Linked DNA regions of Homo sapiens: region 2 is linked to region 1. The links are chromatin loops, found by intact Hi-C in ENCODE. Cell type or tissue: IMR-90. All regions are shown on one strand. Each heading gives the region's core, and the rest is flanking DNA. Links, peaks and the distances in the headings are about the cores only.

What was found. Peaks named below come from ENCODE experiments on the same cell type or tissue, not always from the same donor. Only the 100,000 strongest peaks of a DNase experiment are listed, where the experiment ranks them.
Region 2: a loop joins it to region 1, with 2.3 times the contacts of the local background. A loop is called at or near these places in 4 of 110 quality-filtered maps.

Annotation. Positions count from the first base shown.
Region 1 is chr5:167,632,941-167,635,867 of GRCh38, reverse strand. All of the region lies in intron 4 of TENM2 (teneurin transmembrane protein 2), which reads right to left. Among named protein-coding and RNA genes, the nearest start is that of TENM2-AS4, 26 kb to the left of the region's middle. In IMR-90, for the core only: no CTCF peak of the experiment used is centred there; a DNase peak (open chromatin) is centred at 1,217.
Region 2 is chr5:167,719,239-167,722,165 of GRCh38, reverse strand. All of the region lies in intron 4 of TENM2 (teneurin transmembrane protein 2), which reads right to left. Among named protein-coding and RNA genes, the nearest start is that of TENM2-AS4, 61 kb to the right of the region's middle. In IMR-90, for the core only: no CTCF peak of the experiment used is centred there; a DNase peak (open chromatin) is centred at 1,255.

The sequences.
Region 1 (2,927 bases), core at 272-2,771:
TCGAGACCATCCTGGCTAAAACGGTGAAACCCCGTCTCTACTAAAAATACAAAAAATTAGCTGGGCGTGGTGGCAGGCGCCTGTAGTCCCAGCTACTAGGGAGGCTGAGGCAGGAGAATGGCGTGAACCCGGGAGGCGGAGCTTGCAGTGAGCCGAGATAGCGCCATTGCACTCCATCCTGGGCGACAGAGCGAGACTCCGTCTCAAAAAAAAAAAAAAAAAAAAAAAAAAAAAGACTGTACTGATCATAGCCAGATTCCTTGTATTTAGGGAAATTAGGATGATATTTCAGAGAATGTTTTGAGACAAAGTGGCAATACAGCTATTGAGTTTGGCTAATGGCTGAAATGCTTATTTACTATTGTGACTGGTGATTGGTTTAACTTTGTAAGTGGTACCTTTCTGAGTTTAGTTTATTGAAAATGCAGATACACCCCTGGAAAACATTCTCAGGAAGAATAAAAAAGAAAAGAAAGAAAAAGAAAAAAGAAAGGTGGGCAGGAGAGAGACAGGGAGAGAAGGAAAAAACAAACTGTGGTTTGCTACTCTCAGTAGTCTTACGTAGATACAATAGAAAAATTAGTTTTCAGAACTCTATCAGTAGTCTGAAACTTATATGTATTCATATCCATTTGTAAAGGCACAAACCCACATTATCTGTATACTTATTTGTAAATTATATATCTCTGTATATAGATTATATACACATATTATTATTGCATGTGCTATTAAAAGTACACAACATTTTACAAGGATGTGATAAATGAAAAGTTCAATAGCTCCTTCCTGCACCACATTTGAGAACCACTGCTCTAGATAATGGCAAAGTCAATATTTAAGCCTGTAGGGGTACCCAGTTGAGACTTCAACATGCTAGGATCTCATAACGTTCTGATGATCTACCAAAAACTTAACCATGGACCCATCAACTGAAAATCAATGCTTAAATTTTTAGTTATGTTCATGAATACTTATTTTCATGAAATTATCCCTGAATGTCCTCTAAAACCTTTCCTCTCCAATTCCACTCATCTCTATGATTGTAGCCATAAAAAAAGTAAAGAAAAGGTTTTTGAGGACAAATGAATGACTGCTCTGGGTAGACTGAAGGTTTGTTTAACAGTTTCACCCTGGCTGAGTAAGCTAGGGAACTAAGGGGATTCAGATGGGATTGCTTAAGCTTAAGTACGTGGTTAAAAAAAAAAAAGAAGCTTTATTTACAGAGCCATCAATTTTCTTTATGGAGCTGGTACTGCAGAGAGAACATTGGACTATGAATCAAAAATGTGAGTCCTAGCACCAGCAGTGGTTTCTGCATCTAAGTAGTTGAATGACCTTGATTGAGTCATTTAACTTTTCTGAGTCTCTCTCTCAAAAAAAAAAAAAAAATCAGTTAAGTTCTTCAGATATTTATGGAGCACCTTCTTTGTGCTTGATATAACAAGAAATACTAACGTAAATAACTGCAATTCTTTTAAGTACACCCTAAAACTACAAATAGAGAATTCCTAACTTTCTAGAACTCTTCTCTAACCTTATGGAATTTTACAATTGAACTTACTTGCAAATTCTATGCCAAATATCAGAAGAATTCCTTGCTTGTGATTGCAAACTGGACATGCTTCCTGGGGCTATATTGGAATGCAGTCACTGGCCAAACAGTCATTACAAAACTGTTTCTTAAAAACAGAAACAAAAGCCATGGTTTTTAAGTTCATTGAATCATGAGCATCACTTGTTGAGATTTTTTGAATCCCTTGTCCCAACCCTGCAGTTTATGATTCAGTACATCTTAGCCGCAAATTTGTTCCCAAGCCCAAGTTTTCCACAACTAATTTAAAGAGGAAGCACACACAGTTACAACACCCATGGTATTCATAATACAGAAACAAACCAGTTGCTCAGGAAACGCCCAACCATTCCTGATAACAGAAGGAAATTTCTCTCTTGGGTTTGAACCAATGAACCAAAGCAAAATGGCTGTTGGTAATAAAAAATACTGCCCTTCACATAGGGACTGCAAAGTAATCTGCTACATTCTTTAAGATATATTTCCAGGCACAGTTTTCTATTGATTAATTTCTTTTGTAGAATTGCACCTATATAGGAGGGTATAGTGCCTGGGTCACATAAGGTGATTAGTCAATATTATTATAAAGATGGAAGGAAAAAAAGAAAAGAGGGAGAAAGGGAGGAAGGGAAAAGAGGGCTACAACTAATCTGTTAGGTTGATTGCTTCCACCAATTCAGTTCTGCTTTAGAAAGATCCCTTAAGCTAACACTTGGAGAGCTTTAGATGAAACTCTACCTGATATTATGAAGTAAAATTAGCTTGGATTAAATCCAGCATTTGCCATGTGTTTTCAAGAATATTTTGACTGATTTGCTCCAATTATCCCTGAATGTCTTCTGAAAATTTTCCTCTCCAAATTCCACTCCGTTTTCAAGGGCTAATTCAAGTCTTAATTTTTTTTTTCTGGAAGCCTGTGGCAACTATTCTAACCTTAATCATTTATTCTTCTCAAAACTTTGAACTTGCAAGTGTTGACAAGTATATCTTGTCAACCTGAAAGGAATGTAAACTCCTTGAACAGAGGGGCCATGTCTGATAAATCTATGTGCCTCTGAGTTACTTAGCGAACCTCCTCAGGTTCTGCATTGTTAGCTTCGCTGTGGCTGTATTTACTACCAACTCCTGGATCTCAAATATTTAACTCTATCTTCTAACTTAAGCCACTGCCTCCCAGACATCTCCATATAGATATATCAGCAATACTTCAAACTCAAAACATCCAAAATTAAACTTTCTCATAGATTTGCTCTTTCACTGATGTTGTTTAGTACAAAATCTAGGAGTCTTGCAAGTGTTCTCAATTTCTCCCTCTGCTACTCCTTACTCATAACATATCAACTCTGTTCATTTTACT
Region 2 (2,927 bases), core at 207-2,706, 86 kb before region 1:
GAAGTCACTCAGTTGAGCTTCTCTAAGTGAGCCATGCAGGCTTTGGGTGACACATGGGGATTTATAGCTGGAAGTGGAGAGGGGAGATGTCCCACCAACCTCCACCAGCCATCATTGGCCCTGGGACAGAGCCTACTCAGCATCTTTGGGAGGTTTATTTCTACAGCATGAGTGGGAAGGAAACAGAGCTGAGGATTTCACGTCTGGGTTAATTTCACTTCAAAGCTAAAGAAGTAACAGCTAATGTGTTATAAAACACTTTGAAATAGGTTTTTCTGATTTTGGGGGGAATCATTTGGAATTTCTGTCAAATCGCATTGGAAATGGAAGGAAATAAAGCACGGTGGGCAGAATCATGAATTCCCAACAATGTCTATGTCCTAATGCCTAGGACTTGGGAATATGTTACTTTACATAGCAAAAGGGACTTTCCAGATGTGATTAAGGTTAAGAGCCCTGAGGTGGGGAGAATATTTTGGATTATCCAAGTGAGTTTGAACTCATCCACATGTCCTTCTAAGTGGGGAAATTTTCCTGGCTGTGGTCAGAGGGAAATGTGACAACTAAAGCAGGCTCAAAGAGAGGCTACACTTCTGGCTTTGAAGATGAAGGAAGGGGCCATGAACCAAGGAATGGAAACAGCCTCTTGAAGCAGGAATCCAAGCGAAGAAAGAATCTTTGCTATGTGCTCCAGAAAGAGACGAAACCCAACTAACACCTTGATTTTAGCCCAGTGGAAATCCAGTCGGATCTTTTACCTATAGAACCGTAGGATAATCAATGTGTGTTCGCTTAAGCGTCTGTTGGTGGTAATCTGTTATGACAGCAATAGAAAAAAAGAATATGTAAGGTTTTTAGTTGCATTAGATACAAAATTAAACCACTCCAAAAAATCCTCATCATTTTTTTTTTCAAGTGATGTGGTACGTTTTTTAAAACCTGTTTAATAATGGTAGCTGATTCTATTCACTGACTTCTCTGCAAATGGAAATGGGGATTAGGTATAACATCAAACTAATGAATGATTGAAGGACAAAAGGTCTTAAGGCTGTTAAATCCCTTAATATTGTAGTAAGTAGGATCAAAAGAGAGATAGGATATAAGTTTTCTTTTAGAAAATTAAGTGATTGGGCAATGAGAATGCAGGACTTTATTATGCTAAATACACATGCCTATTTCCCAGTACACTGGCATCTGCAAAGACGACTGCAGCTTTCATTCCAGCACAACACCCACCCAACTTCGTCTTCTGCATAGAGTTCATTCCAGATCCTCTTCTGAGTAATACATTTTACATTCAAGTAGTAACTAAGGGAATCTAAAGCTGCAGTGTAATATGTAAACAATAATAAATTGTCCCCTTCCTTCCTCTGGGCTTCCACTTTCACTCAAATCTCTGATGTCAGTCCAATACCTCTATTTAAATTATGGTCTCGCATTCAACCACGAGTATATATTATTCTTGCTCCCTATTGAATACATCTTCTAAGAAGATGCACTGAAATAAATAAATGCAATATTTCAGAGAAAAACATGCAAATGAATAGAATCCTTTTACAAACACAGCAATCTGATGTGAGCATCTGCTATAACTACTCACTTACAAACAGGGGTGGGGAGAATCACTTAAGTATCTACAATAAATTCAAATATAGAGTGCCTACTAAGGAAAAGGTTGTATTAGCATCCCGGCATATTGATGAGACATCAGACTCTTGTCATTCTTAGTGCTACAGATGGTAGAAGGGAAGTATGTACTGGAACATCCGTTGGTTTCATCACTGCCTGGACTATCCGGATGATGCATTCTCTGTCAGTATGCAATCTTTGTGTGCTTTCATATTTTTTTCATATGCATGGCTAGGTTTTATGTTTAACTGTTTGTTTATTTTTAACAATTTAATGTCAAATATGTCTACTCTTTTTCAAGTAGGTAATTAGTAATATTCTATCAAAAACTAATTAATATGAAATACTAGATCAGTGTTTCCTGTCCCGTGTTTTGTGGAACACTTGTAACTTCAAAGTTATTTCTTAGAAAATTGTTTTTGGAAATGCTTTTTGTTTTTAAGTACTCAGAATCATTCTATAATAAAGAAATCTGTTTATTAGACACAGAGCTTCCTCAGTTTATTGGATCTTAGAACCTCCCTTCCCCAAGCCCCCCCCTCTTTTTAACCCACAGAAAATGTGTTATTATCCTTTGCATGCAGTGGAGTGCAGTTTGGAATATGCCATTCTACAGCAAGGGTTCTCAACCTGTGTGCTTTTGACACCTGGGCCAGGTAATTATTTGTTGGGGGTGGTGGGAGGGTGTTGACTTGTACATTTCAGGATGTTCAGCAGCATCCCTGGATTCTATCCACTAGATGCTAGTAGCACTCACCCACGTGTACAAAACAAAAACATCACCAGACAGGGCAACATTCCTTGAGGTGGCAAAATCGCCACTGGTTGAGAACCACTGTTCTGGAGGATCTGCTCAGTTCTGCAGAAGACTCTCTCGCATGTACTTTATTGCCAATATTCTGGTTATTTAGATTTTACTTTCTTCTGTCCATTAGTCCTAACTCGAACTTCTTCCACAGCTTAGGCTATTAATTGCCTGTCATTCTGCACTCATTCTCAGTTCATCAAACATGCACTTCACCTTTTACCTCCTTAGAAACACATCTTTTCCTGTGGAAACCCCACTCCAGCTGTTCGAAGCTTCCTTCTGGTCTCCAGGATCTCTGAACTCAAACCCTTAGGAATTTTTCTCACATCCTAGTGTTGTCCTAAAATCTCAATTCTTGTCACCAAAGAACTGCCTTCTCTCTCTAGTCCTCTGTGCTATGTTATTGAAACCATGGGTATTGACAGAAGAACAGGACTTGGTCCCGCGGAGTCTTCACAAGTATGTAGGCCAATCCATTTCAAAAAGTGTT